2 separate regions of the Homo sapiens genome follow, and region 2 is linked to region 1. A link is an interaction called in ENCODE POLR2A ChIA-PET data of the cell type or tissue named here. Cell type or tissue: PC-9. All regions are shown on one strand. Links, peaks and the distances in the headings refer to the core of each region. The heading gives the core; the rest is flanking DNA.

What was found. Peaks named below come from ENCODE experiments on the same cell type or tissue, not always from the same donor. Only the 100,000 strongest peaks of a DNase experiment are listed, where the experiment ranks them.
Region 2: POLR2A ChIA-PET joins it to region 1 with 6 read pairs; 2 of 35 experiments call an interaction of 5 or more read pairs at or near these places.

Annotation. Positions count from the first base shown.
Region 1 is chr7:88,453,100-88,460,707 of GRCh38, forward strand. No RefSeq gene overlaps it. Among named protein-coding and RNA genes, the nearest start is that of STEAP4, 150 kb to the left of the region's middle. In PC-9, for the core only: no CTCF peak of the experiment used is centred there; a DNase peak (open chromatin) is centred at 2,792; H3K27ac peaks cover 697 bases.
Region 2 is chr7:88,209,241-88,216,848 of GRCh38, forward strand. SRI (sorcin) reads right to left here. Exons shown (of 8, transcript NM_003130.4): 4 at 1,642-1,685; 5 at 743-890; 6 at 99-212. It overlaps SRI-AS1 (SRI antisense RNA 1), which reads left to right and starts at 7,420. Exons shown (of 3, transcript NR_120517.1): 1 at 7,420-7,517. LOC124901691 (a long non-coding RNA gene) reads right to left here and starts at 7,344. Exons shown (of 2, transcript XR_007060419.1): 1 at 7,203-7,344; 2 at 5,336-5,696. In PC-9, for the core only: no CTCF peak of the experiment used is centred there; no DNase peak of the experiment used is centred there.

The DNA of each region.
Region 1 (7,608 bases), core at 1,643-4,142:
GGCAGTTTGTAATGGGGAAGAAGACACTTTTCCTTGTAATGTCTCCCCTCCTCCACCAAAACATATTTCTAACAGTGGTTTTTCTCCTTTCCAATCTTCAGCCCAGAAGTGAAAAGCCATTCTGTATACTGGACAAGTTATTAACACTTCAATGTAAGGATTATCTGGTCTACTCATAAATTCTCAGAATCTGGGAAAGTGTCAGGGCAGCTATGGAGACTTTAGTACCTACCTCTAGAGCAGGGGGGTCAGCAGTGTTTTCTTGTAAAGGGCCAGATAGTAAACATTTTGAACTTGCTGGTCATATGCTTTCTGTTGACTCTATGGTTGTAACTCAAATGCACTCATAACAATCTGTAAATGAATGAGCATGGCTGTGTTCACTTGTGAACTTTGAAATTTGAATTTCACATAATTTTCAAATGTCGTAAAATATTCTTCTTCTTTTTTTCTCAACCATTTGAAAATGAAAAAAAAACATTTTTATCTCATGGTTCATACAGAAACAGGCAGTGGGTTCTACTTGGCCTATGGGCTGCAGCAGCTTGTTGACCCCTGTTCTAAATGACCTCTATCTAACAGAAACTTCTGTGATGGTTGAAACGTTCTATAATATTGAGCACTTGAAATGTAGCAATTCAATGGAGGAACTGCATTTTGAATTTTAATTAATTGGATTGTAAATTTAATTTTAAATAGCCACCTGTGACTAGTGGCTGCCTTATTGAATAGACCTAGAGATCTTCTATTTATCTGACCAAGATTTAAAACTTCCAATTTTTGTGTCTTTAGGTCAGAATTTTAAATTCCTGGAAGAAAAAATGTGGCTGGCCTAGTTAGGGCAAAAATCACAGACAGTTGTCTTCAGGAGCCCTATTACTGGTTGGGTCAAGTGGGATTTCCTGCAGAACAGAGCCTGCATATACAACCTGATGGAGGTTTGCTACAATTTTCCTGAAGTCTTTGAATTTTAAAAAGAGGTCCCTAATGGAAAGCAAGGAAATGACTCCAAGATGATATATGGTTGGTAGAATCAGAGTATGAGAAACATTTTGTTGCTATGCATTTTAGCACTCTTCAATTCATATTGTGATGTTGACTTGAATAACTCTGGGCCTGTCAGATAATATAATTGGCCCTTTAAAATATGCTGTATGTGTAGCCAATTAACAAGCCTTTTTTTTTATTTTTATTTTTTTTGACAGCGTCTCGCTTTGTCACCCAGGCTGGAGTGCAGTGGCCCAATCTCGGCTCACTGTAACCTCTGCCTCTTGGGTTCCAGTGATTTTCATGCCTCAGCCTCCTGAGTAGCTGAGATTAGAGGCATGTGCCACCAAAATCGGCTAATTGTTGTAATTTTAGTAGAGACATGGTTTTGCCCTGTTGGCCAGCCTGGTCTGGAACTCCTGGCTTCAAGTAATCTGCCCCCCTCAGCCTCCCAAAGTGATGGGATTACAGGTGTGAGCCACCCTGTCCAGGCAACAAGCATTGCTGAGCATCTACTATGTTTTAGGCACAGTGCTAAGTGCCTTCACAAATTGTTTCAGATTTATTCTTCATCTCATGAAAATTCTTATATACAATGCTGTTTCGTGAAGAACTAAAATGAAATTGAATGCCCTCATCATGAAAATGATTATTATTCTGTTACAGAGATACTTCGAGACGATATTGTGGAAAATAAAAGACTTTAATCTTACATTTATGTTCAGCGTCTTGGCCTAACAAATTGATGGCATGATTGCCAGTTTAAGCTCCCAATCATTCTTAAGGTCTATTGGAAACCCCATACCAATAGTTTCTTTGGAAACGTCCTTGTTTGTGTGATGGGCATGTGGGGGTGGCGACAGTAATTTAGAATGAGAGATAAAGCAAGATCTGACTGACAGGTGACATTTCATCAGAGATTTAAATGGTAGGAAGGTGCAAGTTGGAAGATTTTGGAGCAGAGATTTCCAGGAACAGTGACAGTAAGGATACTACCTCAGAAGTTAGCTCCTTTGTTAGAAGAAGGAAAGGTGGTCAGAAGGATCTGAAGCATAATGTGGCAGGAGGGCACCAAGAGGTAAATTCTGGAGATAGCTAGTCATTGGTTAGATTATGAAAGAAGGCATGTTAAACACTTAACACAGACCCGGGAAGGTACTAACATTAGCACATAATAAACAAAATTACATCACTGAGTTTGAAGAGTCAGAACTGTTTCCATATGGCTGAGTTGAAGGTTAGGAATTAGCCAAATGGACATGCATCTAATTGAAATAGAAAATAGGTTTATGGAATTATGTCTCAAGTTTCCCTCAAGGTATCACAGACAAAATAATTTGGGATGAAAGGCCTCATAGTAAGCCCAGCAAGGGCACAGGGCTGTCCATAACCCACTGAACATGGGTGAGTTGGATCTCTTTTGGTCTTCTATAGGGATTTTTTAAAAAATCTCAAAATGCTGATAAATTAAAGGATTCAATAACCAAGAAACACTAGCATTTCAAATCATAGAAGATGTAGAGCTAAGATATCTACATATAAGCGATTTGTTCTCAACAGAAATAAAGAAAACTTATAAGAACTTAGTAGGACAAGAACAAAACAGATCAAAACAAATTAACCAAGCTATTAAATCTCCAGAGCCCCAAAGAAGCTGTATGTTCAATGTAATCTGCAGTCTAGTTGCTTGAGTGCTGGAGCCTGGCACAGCAACTAAGGTTTAGAGTCACAATTTGTGAAGGTGCTACAGCAGTAGGGTTTTAAATTTCAATGAATGAAGGCAGAAACAGGATTCCATTAATATGACTCATTTGCTTTGTTAGAAATGTGTAGAAATATATTTGTGAACAGGAAGTAGCAAGGTAGTCTTTTCCATGGAAAACATGCAAACCATTTTGAACATATTTACTTATTATAGAAAAGTGGAAATGACAATTGCTGCTGCAAATGCAGGCACAATTGACACAATGTAGACAGAACGTTATCCTGATGAACCTGTGCAATGCATCAATCCATCATACAGGCCATTTGCATAAGGTATCTGCCCAGATTTCGAGCATTGGCACAAAGTTTATGTGAGATCACTATCAAATGTATTTCACATGATGTAGTAGTAAGAATATTAATGAGGATTGTGCAGTTATGAATTTGCACAAGCATAGCAAATGAAAACACTTTGAGTGCAAATAGGTTTAGTTCATTATCGGCATCAATATTATTAGAAATAAACTTTACACAGTACAGACTTGCTCTTATAAAATATTTACTTATGAAAAATTTGTATTGCTACTGGTAACAGTGCCTTAGTAGTATATAATACAGATAATTCTTCTAATACATGGAAGAGCTTATCAAACTGAAAATAAAAGACTTTCTTATGGTTACTTAAGGAAAGAAATGACAGCAAGTATATATTTGCCAAGAACTTTGGTTGAATCTAAAGCATAAGAATGATCAGGTTTTAAGTTGTTCATGAGGTTTTAGCTGGTTTTTATATCTGATTCATCACAACCATTCTGTTTTACTTTAACCATAATAGCAGTTTCTCAACGACACTAAGAAGAACATAAAAGTAGTGAGGACAAGGGTTACCAGGGCAGTGATACAGAGCTGGGGTGTGGGTATGGGGAGAGGTGTGGCATTCATTTTCCATCTCCATTATATCCTTTTATTTCAGAGATACAATTAGACATAAAAAATAAACCACTGTAGTTACTTCAAGCACAAATGGTGACTATGACCAAGGGTATAAAATGATTTCATTGCATAAATATTATCATTCTTTCTTTAGAAGGAATACTTTCACTGTACCTGCTTTGCTTTAAAATTTCTTGGAAGTTTTAAAATAAAACAAACAAAAAGCTTTCCTCTGTTGACAGCAAGTGGTTGAATCTTACTTCAGTTCTGCTGCTTCTAATGAAGTTGTATCTTAGTTCTTTGCAGCTGACTGGTCTCCAGCCAGTCCCCTCTTCCCTAGATGGTATAGCTTCAAAGGCCCACTTCTGGCATTGCAATATTGGTCCAGCTTTGCTGACCTCCCATCAGATAAACTTGGCCTTTTCAATCTCAAGGGGTAAGCCTAGTTCTCACATATCTCTGATTCCCAAAGGCAAGCTAGCGCTGAAAAATTATTTTTTGCCATGTGGCAAAATGAAGTCATCAGTAGAAATATGTTTTAATCTTTTTTAAAAGTTGGCTTATTTGAGTATAAAATAACTTGATTTTAGAAAACACACTCTTCCTTTTCACAATTTTGGTTCATTCTTTTAGCATGATTTACATAAAACTAGAAGCATTAGGGTTGAAGATACACCTTGATAAATGAATTACGATTAAAATATCTGTCCAAGAAGAGCAAAGGTAGCCTGAAATCCACCCATTTATAATGTTTTACTTTCTGCTAAAGGAGGATTCTTCCAGGAATACCATGTGAGATAAAGAGTGGGAAGGAAGTCTTCCCACAGACCATTGAGCAATAATTTTATGGTAACCACTTCATGTCCTATCCTATTTCTGTAATAATTTTTGACAAACTACAGCAAATTCTTTCAGTTTTTGGGCACCAGAGAAATTTGATGCCCCAAATATTGATTTTCTAATGTAATTGCAATTTTATCTGAAGGAATTCCAAACAAATGGAAGTAATAGTCATATGTACATAAATTCAAATATATATCAGTTAAAAGAATAGGTGATTCGTATGTGCATACACACACAAATATTCTTTTTGGATGAACTGAAGTGATTCTAATGGTTTTAGTTTTCTTCTTTGGAAAGATCATCCATTATTGAAGCTTGGAATGCAGCCCTCCAGGGAACAATGTAATCTATAAGTGGCTGAGATTTTCAGTTATATCTAGTAATTTCTCAAATATTCACTTCACTTAGCATTAGTGTTTACTGATAATTTTTATAATATCCAGGTTACTATGTCTGATTTTTTTGATCACTTTAAAAAATATAATGACTGATTACTCACCAATTTGCAGAGCTATTTAATAATCTTTAAATATGCACTTCTAAATGCACTTGGCTGGTTTGAATGTCTTTGTGTGTATGTGTGTGTGTGTGTGAGGTTCTTCCTAAATATCCACAATGCAAGGATGAAGCATTTAAAAGTGGCTTAAATACACAAACTGTTCAATTTAAACCTACATAAATCAAGTTTGGTTCAATTATGTTTATTCCATCTGTTTTTATCATCTGCTGTTACAATAATTTATCATTTCTACATGGTATTAAAATGTAAATGAATCAAGAGAGGAAACACATCTGTGGACTCTTAGTTAATAAAACTACACTCAGAAAGTAAGCTAAGTCATAATAATTAATTAAATTTCACTGCCCATATATGCTTGTAATTATATGTTTAGTGTGCATTTGCATAATCACATAATGGGATCTATATGATTCATGCTCTGCTGAGCATACTCTGGATGCACAAATCACCAATTCAAAACTGGAGCTGCTTATAAAGACATCACAGAGACATTTTTTTTTTTTCAGGAAATGATGTATAGGAAGTAAATAAGAAATATTTAAAAATATTTAAATATTACATATTCTTAATGTTTAGCAGAGTAATGATGGAAAAGACAATTTAAGTAACAGACAAGCCTTGGCTTTTTTTTTTTTTTTTTTTGAAATTTTGCTTTTAAAAGTACACTGCTCTTTCTCTCTTGCCAGAAGTGTATTTAGTAACTTTTGATCAGGGAAAGGTTTACTCTTTTGAAGAAGTGGAGTGAGCAGGTTAGATTAGGTATTGTTTTGGGTCATGTTGTATGTAAAGAGTCTCTCACTCATGAGAATTTTTTACTGAATCACCTTCCAATTATTCTAATCTCACAATTAATTAATTAAAAATGGAGCCTAGATAGTTGTTTTAGGACCATATCCTGGGGAAAAATTATGCATACTGGCCTTAAACACTAAGATATATGCAACTTATGACATTTGCTGAAGGTGCCAGGACAGTTTTTAGGAGTGACACAGCAGACAGCAGAGCTCTAGACAAAAATCTATTCTAGGCACTGTCCACCTCCACTTCCTCAAAACCTAGTCCTCTCCAGCTGCCCTCTGATTAGCTGATCAGAATAACTCTCAGCAAGTTGTGAATGACAGACTTCACTTTCTCAGGCATATTTGCATATTGAAAAAGAAGTTTGTAATTCAAATAACTTTTGAAAATGCCAATTTGTTGAAACCAGTTTCCTACTTGGTGCCCTTTTCTTGTTCATCAGGGCCTCAAGTTCAATTGTAAACTCCCTGCATTTAGCACTGCTTGCCAGGCTTAGCATCATTCGATCATCTTTTCTTTCCCCTCCTGCCTCCCTCATCTCACACCATTTGTCCTTCTGTTATTTAAGAGTTTAATTACCAAGAAACCCCAAGTAACGTAAGTTGAGTGTGGCATTTTTTTAAGGGAAAAATGATGTCAAGGACATGACTGTTTGGGTCTCACAATTATATTCTTACCTGTGCTAATGTCAGGAGAAGGTCAGTTGTCAGTAATGTCAGGAGTAATGTAAGGCGTAGGTCAGTTGCCTGGCTGTTCCAACTACCTGTTAATTGAGGTTGCTAAAATGTGATTAGAATAAATCAGAAGTATGGTACGTCAGTTAACTCAGATATCTAAGGACAATTTGTTTTATAAGTGGACAAAATAAAAATTGTTCCTCCTCCTGCCAAAGAGTTGGTGTTTGTGTATGGAAATAAAAACACAACCCTTGGTATAGACACCACACACTGATTTATCCACTAAGCACTTTCTCAATAGGTTAAACAGATTCAAGTTGCAAGCTGAAGCAATAGGACAGGCTACCAACCCAGACAACAACCAGACAAACAGTTAGTTGAAATTCTAAAACCGAAGAGTTCAAACATTAGTATTTATTAGTAATAAGTGTGTTTGTTTTGGTATTTACATTTTAAACTCTTTTTGGAAAATACACACCTTTCCTCCCTAAAAACCTCAAACATTTAAGAAAAACCCAAAGATAGAACAACATCTACAGAAAAGGTGAAAATACTTTGTTGTTATGGAAATGAAAGAAAAAAATTAAAACATATTTTGAATAGGCCTGATGAAGAAAAAGACCAATAACTCTCACTCAAGGAAATTTCGAGTAAGTTAAAATACTATGATGCATCAGTATATCTAATAATTACTTATTTTGAACATAAAGAAAATACATGATTTTGATTAATATAATAAGTTTCTCACTGTCTGTGTTAAACATTACATCCTTGCTTTCCTCTTGAATCTTCTTGTCAGCAGAAGCAAATTCTTTTATCCTGTATGACTTCTCCCTTTTTTAAACTTTTAATTTTGAAAGAATTTTAAACTTACAAAAATCTGCAAAAATAATACAGAGTTCTGCATACCCTTCACCCAGCTTCCCTCTGAAAAATGCTTCTGACAATGCACAATTGATAGACTCCTGGAATGACTTCATTCAACCTAAAGTTATCTCACACAATAGTGTTTCTGGCAAAGGAAATCATTTCACAGTAGAAGTGAGCCCATAGGCAACAGAATCTATTAGTCATATGTATACCTTATCACCCAGAAAAAGTTGGCCTCATAGGCATGTGGAATGGCCTGCTAAAAACTCAATATTA
Region 2 (7,608 bases), core at 2,598-5,097, 240 kb before region 1:
AAATTTGGGAAGAATAAAAGTTGAGAAGCACTGAGAGATGAAATGTAATAAAAACTGTGTCTTGGCTTGTGGTGATGACACGACCTTATAGAACTCACCTGTAAGAGCCCTCAGTTTGACGCAGCAGGCGATGTAGTCGTCGAAGGTGATCTTTCCATTGGTGCTGTATCGTTTTGCAATTGAATTCACAGCCTGGGGACTCAACCTAAATCCTAAAAGAAAAGCCATCCAGTAAAAAGGTTAAAGGATTGCAGAAGCTCATTAAAAAATAAAATAATCAAGCACTATTTTATTTTTTAAGACTGCAGACTCATATTAATTATGAACACACACAATTTCTAAGAAAACAGAAACTGCCTTCAGGTAGCAATTATTTATTTATTTATTTATTTACGAGAGGGAGTCTCACTCTCGCCCAGGCTGGAGTGCAGTGGTGTGATCTCGGCTCACAGCAACCTCTGCCTCCTGTGTTCAAGTGATTCTCCTGTCTTAGCCTCCCGAGTAGCTGGGACTGCAGGTGCATGCCACCACGCCCAGCTAATGTTTCTGTATTTTAGTAGAGTCGGGGTTTTACTGTGTTGCCCAGGCTGGTCTCGAACTCCCGAGCTCAGGCAATCCACCCTCCTTGGCCTCCCAAAGTGCTGGGATTACAGGTGTGAGCCACTGCACCCAGCCTGGTTTTAAAAATAAAAATCAACTTACTTCTACCAATGAATGGAGAGTTCTAGTAAGCCATACCTACCCATTGTTGTCAGGGCCTTCTGCAATTCTTGTGGGTCTACTGTTCCACTCCTGTCAGTGTCAAAACTGATAAAGTGTTGTCTCCAGCCATTCAGTACAGCCCAGAGTTCTTTAAATTCATTGAAACCCATTGTGCCAGACATATCTCTCTGAACTGTAATCAAGGATTAGAGCTGTATTTTGCGATATTTTCTAAGGATTAAATGAAAGATCAAGGATAAGGGGAATTCAATATTCAATGGCTAAAAAAGTTATTGTAGATTATTCTTGGTATGATGTAAAATTAATGATTTAAAAATAGAAAGGGGCTATGGAGAAAAAGCTCAAGTGCCAATTTTTACTGTGGGGAAAAGATAACTTACATGACTTGATTATAAGGAAATAGCGTTGCCATTGTGAACCACTTATAAAAAGCGGTCTTGTTACTGGAACTAGGCTGTACTTTGTGGGTGCTTCAGGCTATGCTGTTTGCCCTTCTGTCCTAGCATCATCTCTGGTACTAATATTCCCTTGTTTAGTGCCCCCAGACAAATGAGGTGGGATGGAATGCACTGGATAGTCAGCACTACCTAAACTCAGTCCAACAAGTGGGATGTGAAAAATCCCATCACTTGCAGAGGAATCAATGTTAAAGAAAAAAAGCTGTCCTGACACTCTGGACTCTGTACTTGTTCTATAATACTCTGATGTTTCCTTAAATTCCTGAACAACATTCTGTTTACTAAATTTCTTTTCTTCCTTTATTCACACCAAATTCCACCCTATAATAGAAGCTAATTATTTCAGAAAGCTTTTTAGTGATCATTTATTACTTTGTGTTTACTAGATATTAATTCTAAGATGAATTCCTTTAGAATTTTAGAAAAAATTATTCTAGACAACAATCAAAGTAAAGGATACATCCAGCATTGAAACCATAAGCCGGCAAGTCTCCAGGTTAAAAGCTGTTAAATCAAGAAAAGTACATACATATTAACACAAATCCAAAAATTCACATTACACTGGATACATTCAAATTAATTAGAAATATGATTATTATACACTTTTATTTTTATATGCTATCAATTTACGTGTGACTAATCATATGGAACTTCAAAGTAGCCTTTTCTCCATAAAGAAGATTTTTTGCTAGGAACCCAAATTTGATTTAAATAACTTTGACAGAATTCCTTTTAAAAAGTATTACATAGTCCGGGTATGGTGGCTCACGCCTGTAATCCCAGCACTTTGGGGGGTGCCGAGACAGGCGGATCACCTGAGGTCAGGAGTTTGAGACCAGCCTGGCCAACATGGCAAAAACTCGTCTCTACTAAAAATATAAAAATTAGCCAGGCCTGGTGGCACACACCTGTAATCTCAGCTACTCAGAAGGTTGAGGCAGGAGAATTGCTTGCACCTGGGAGGAGGCGGTTACAGTGAGCTGAGATCATGCCACTGCACTCCAGCCTGGGTGACAGGGCAAGACTCCATCTCAAAAAAAAAAAAGTATTACATAGTACTGTTCATACTTTCTTGCTTTGAAACTGTAATATAGCGAGTTCAAGTCACCATAACGAACCATAATGTATTATATCCAACATGGTGGGTGGGAAGTCAGGGTTGCTTTGTTCCTACTCATAAATGACTATAAATTGCTGGTTTTGCTAATTTTGTGTCTGATTACTTGTTTTTCTATTTTCCCTTCAATGTCAGGTACTGAGCAGTAACCTCCTACCTCAAATAGTCTATGACCTCTTAGCTTATATATGAAACCAGATAAATATGGTTGTTAGAATTATGTGTTAAATAAGAGTACTCTAGATAAGACCCCATGACCAATTCAGTGGTGGCCACTATTCAGAAGCCTTTTTAATTTACCTACAGTTTAGGAGTATTATGAGGGCATTTTGGTACCTCACTTATGTAACCAAACCAGAGCACATGCAATGGGTGTGGTTACTGGTAACCTAAGCATTAGGAAATTAAAAACCACCTCTTACATTGAATTAATGGGAATCAATGACTGAAGAAATTGTATAGGTACAAAGAAGCTACAACGCTAAATGGCAGAAGTGACAAGGGTCACGTGGGAAAAGCTGGTATAAATTCTGCAAGCTTGTTAACACACAGAACATTTTTAACAGCTCTTTGTAGCTTCATATTTTTTCTCAAACCAAACTGAAATTAAAACACAACTGCGCTCATTACTGTAATGTCTCCCAACAGTGCAAACTATAGGTTTTACACATTTAATAGATTCCTGTGTTTGGCATATGCTTTACTGGAAATAAAAGACTAGTGACTATTTCTATTTTGGTCCTTCAATCTCCATTTGATCCACAGATAATATTCTCTGAGGTGAGAGGAGGAGGAAGCACTTTTTACAGTTTGGGAAAGAGCTGGTAGATTCTTCATTCTGACTTTTAAGTTGTGTGGAGGTATGAAGTCCCTCTAATCTGGAGCTGTAGTTCTCCACACTTGTGCTTATCTGAATCAAAGCTTTAAAAGATTCTGATACCTGGGCTGCACCATAGAACAATTAAATCAGGAACTCTGAGTGTGGGACCCAGGTATTTGTATTTTTAAAAAGCTTTTCAGATGATTCTAGTGAGCAGCCAAGGTTGAGACCACCATTCTACTCAAAGTGTGATTCCTGGACCAGCCATATTAGCATCACCCAGGAGCTTGAAGAACTGCAGAATCTCAGCCCTTACCCTACACCAATAAAATCAGAAGCTGAATTTTAGCAGATGTGCAGGTGATAGATATTCATGTTAAAGAAGCTGGTTCAACCTGAACCAGCATCACATGGAAACCTGTTAGAGGTGAAATTCTCAGGACTCACTCCAGACCTCTGAATGAGAAACTCTAGGGCATGACCCAGCAATCTGGTTTTTGTAAGCTTTCCAGGTGATGCCAATGCTGCTAAAGTTTAAGAACTGCTCTGGACGGCCTGACAACCACAGCGCAGAGCCAACTGTGTTGGGCTCACATGAAGGTATTGAAGGGGCTATGAGGCAGACAGCTTCTCTGTCTCTGTTAATGAATGGCACCCCCATCCACTCAGCAGTAACCCAAGCCAGAAACCTGGGAGCCTCCTCAATTCCCTCTCCACCAATAATCAATCACCTTCTAAACAGCTGTAGAGTCCATTTCCAGCCCCACTGTCTCCTTAGTTAGCATTTCTCTCACCTGTATGACTCCAGCAGCTCCCTAATGGGCATCCCTGACTCTTGTTTTACTTCCATGTCCCCCAATTTATTAGTCTTTACAGTCAGGGGTAGTATGTGCTCTCCTATGCAAAACCCAGTATCAGTGATCTACTGCTCTCAGGATAAAGTCCAAGCACCTTAACTGGTACATAAGGTAACACACTTATTTTGCAAGTCAGGCTCATCTCTTACTCTTGTTCAACCCCGTACACTATCTTCATGGAGAATTTCTCAATTTCTTGACTGAACCACGCTATTTCTGGGTCTTCTGCACATGCTGTTCTAACAACCTAGGACACAACTTCCCCATCCCACTCACTTCATGGTCGGCCTCATTTCTGCTCAGCTTAGGTATCAATTCTGCAAGGAAAACTTTCCTGACTCCTGTCTGGGTTATGTGCCCATTCTATGTGATTCCACAGCCTCTCTCTTATCCCAGTGCTTTTCCCAACACCCAGGCATTGATTGTGGCTACAGAGCCAGCACCTAGCTCATAGGAAGTATTCACTAAAAATGCACTGGTATGGATGGATGGCACCAAATTCTCACCCCCACGCAGGAAGCTGTAGAGCCCTGCACTTTATATGTACAACCCTCTTAGATCGTCTAAGAAGGAATGTTTTTTGAATAAAATTTTCTAATCTTTACTAATGCTCAAAAATTAATGTATAATCTTAAATCAAAAAGCCAATAAGGCTACAGGGCTATAATTTTTCTGACACAGAAAATTTTCCATATTCATTAACTCAACAGCCACTGTTAAGTACTTATTATGTTCAGGGCTCAGGGTAACAGGAACTTTGCAGATACAGTTGTGAAACTGCATACCGTCCTAGCTGACAGTCTAAGGAAAAGATAAGTCACATACACATATAACCCTAATCATGGTAGAGTGCTGAATTATAATGGAGGGGCCAGAAAGTACCAGAAGGGATTGAGAAGTGAGAAGCTCCTTCCCAGTAAGAGAATCAAGAAAGACTTTATAGAAGACAAAGAATTTAAGCCAAGCCTTGAATGACAAGAATGATGGGGGCATTTGGTGACAGCTAAGGACCAGCATAAGCAAAGAGAGAAGTAGAAGGCCTAGGACAGGCAAAGCGTAAGTGAATAGCTCAATATGACTTTCAAAGAGTACAAAAGGAGTGGGAGAAAATATGTTTGGTCAGGGGAGGGTGCATTACAGAGGACCTTGAATTCCTTCTAAGCTGTTAGTAAAGACTGAGGAGGAGAGGGACAGATCAGGAAGATCAGGAATCTGGTCATCTTTTGTGAGAAGGATCTGAAAGGGCAGTGAGATGGCAGTGAACAAAAGTGAATGAACAAAAAATACACCATTCTAGACAGTTCCAATGAACTAGAACGCTGATGTCCAATAAGTTTTGGTAAGGAAAACTCTTTCTCAATTTTGTTAATAATATAGCTTTTATTAGTGTTAATTCTATTTTAAATAATTATTTAAAATTAATTAAAATTATAAGTATTATATATTAGTTACGTAAATGTAACTACATATAATTATAACTATAAATTATAATTAAAATTATTAATTCAACATTTTGAAATTATTTAAATTAAATAATGTTAATTTTAATAATTTCCAAAGAATCTCTGCTGTAATTTACCTTTACTCTTTTTCTTCTCTTCTGTTCATTCTACTAGAATGCCTCAAACATCTTTTCTTCTCACAGAAACATACAATATAATGGACCTAGAAGGAAAGCCCTACCTCCAGCTGTTTCTCTCAACCTTATCACAGACGAACAACTAAATTCAGGGAAAAAAGAGAAGCTGAATTACAATCTTACTGACTGGAACACAACTTCTCTCACCAACTCCACCTCTAGGTATGACTGCTTCCTTTTAAACTGGTTAAGAAGGGCCCATAGGCTCTGAGCTGGAGTATCCCACCTGCTCATCCAATTCGGACCTGTGCTTTTTGGTTTGGAAGTTGGGTTTAAAAGACTAATGGCCATATAATATCTGCATTACAAAACACTGACACCTCATAGGCAGGATGGTTCTGTGGTTCAGTACGGCCACCAGAGAGTAGGCAAATGGATTCAATCACATAGGCCCCATGATTCAGGAAATGCTTTCTCTTTAATGCATTGATCTAAGGCCATCACTAAATGTGGCTTTCTCAATGAAATTTTAAAAGGACTGCTCTCTAACAATATACAACCCATTTTGTTAGTCAGATTCTAAAATCTGCCACACCTCATCTACTGAAAGGATGTAGAATAACAGGCCATGCTGTGATCTCACTGCACTTTGATAAACCCTGCTAATAGGCAGGCCTACCTTGTTTACCAGCTCAATTGCGTAACAATTAACAATTTAAATGTACTGCCTACACAGTAAAGAATAACATCCCCTAATCCAAAAAGTGCTTATTTTGTTTAGGACTAGATTAAATAACAGGAACTTGAAAGGTTCTTCGTTTGTATTAATTCCTCTAATTAGGAAAGAGTAATAGGATACTAAAGTCACATAAAACAAAGGATAATGAAAACAAATGCAAAGAGTTCAAAGACAGCCATCTAATACATGCCATGTCAAATAGTTTTTAAAAAAAGGCCACTATAAATTCACAGCTGTGAATTCTAGTTTGAACATTTTAATCCACAGCTAACCATGAAATTGGGTCTTCAATTTGATGTTTTGTCTCAATTAACAACTGGCAAAGAAGTTGGTAATGTATTTGAACTAAGACATTATTCTCTACCCTGGAAATCTATCATGTTCAAGATCTAATTTCAAGAGGAACCACTTCATATGTGTTGGATGATGAGAAGCCCCCAGTTGGGATGCAGCAATTTTTTGGATTTTCTGAGACAGGCTGTCACCCAGGCTGGAGTGCAGTGGCACAATCTTGGCTCACTGCAACCTCCGCCTCCTGGGCTTGTATAATCCTCCCACCTCAGCCTCCTGAGTAGCTGGGACCACAGGTGCATGCCACCATGCCTGGCTAATTTTTAAATTTTTTGCAGAGACAAGGTTTCACTATGTTGCCCAGGCTAGTCTTGAACTCCCGGGCTCAAGCAATCCTCCCACCTCAGTCTCCTAAAGTGCTGGGATTACAGGTGTGAGCCACTGTGCCCTGCCAGGGATGGAGCATCTTTGCAGTATTTCATTACTCTCAGCTCATGGCAGAGTGTTCAAAAGGCAGGGGTAGGGTAAGGGCTGAATTATGGAGCAGCAGGTCCAGTAAGTAGAAAGGCCACTTCCCACTTAGCCTGAATACATTCTATGAAGTGGAAGAGGAAAGACCTGAGGGATGTCATGGCAACCACTTATGTTAGCAGGAGCATGCCCAAAGCTCAGAGACCAGGAGTGCAGGATAGGCCACTCAGGGACCAGGGGTGCAGGGCAGCAACTCAAAGCCCTAAGTGCCACCAGGTCAGGGCAGAGTAGGCTCTTGGCAAATAACAGTAAATATCAGTTCCTAATGTCAGTTAATGACCCCTGACCTGGCAGATTCCATTTCAGCACCCTACCTTGTCCTCTGTGAAGGAGGCCACCCAAACTGTCTCACTGGTTCTAGGTACACAAAACCCAAATCTGAGAAATCCACTAGATTGGCAGGTAGGATGGAATAATTTATTATTATTATTATTTTAAAGACAAGGTCTTGCTCTGTTGCTCAGGCTGGAGTGCAGTGGTACAATCATAGATT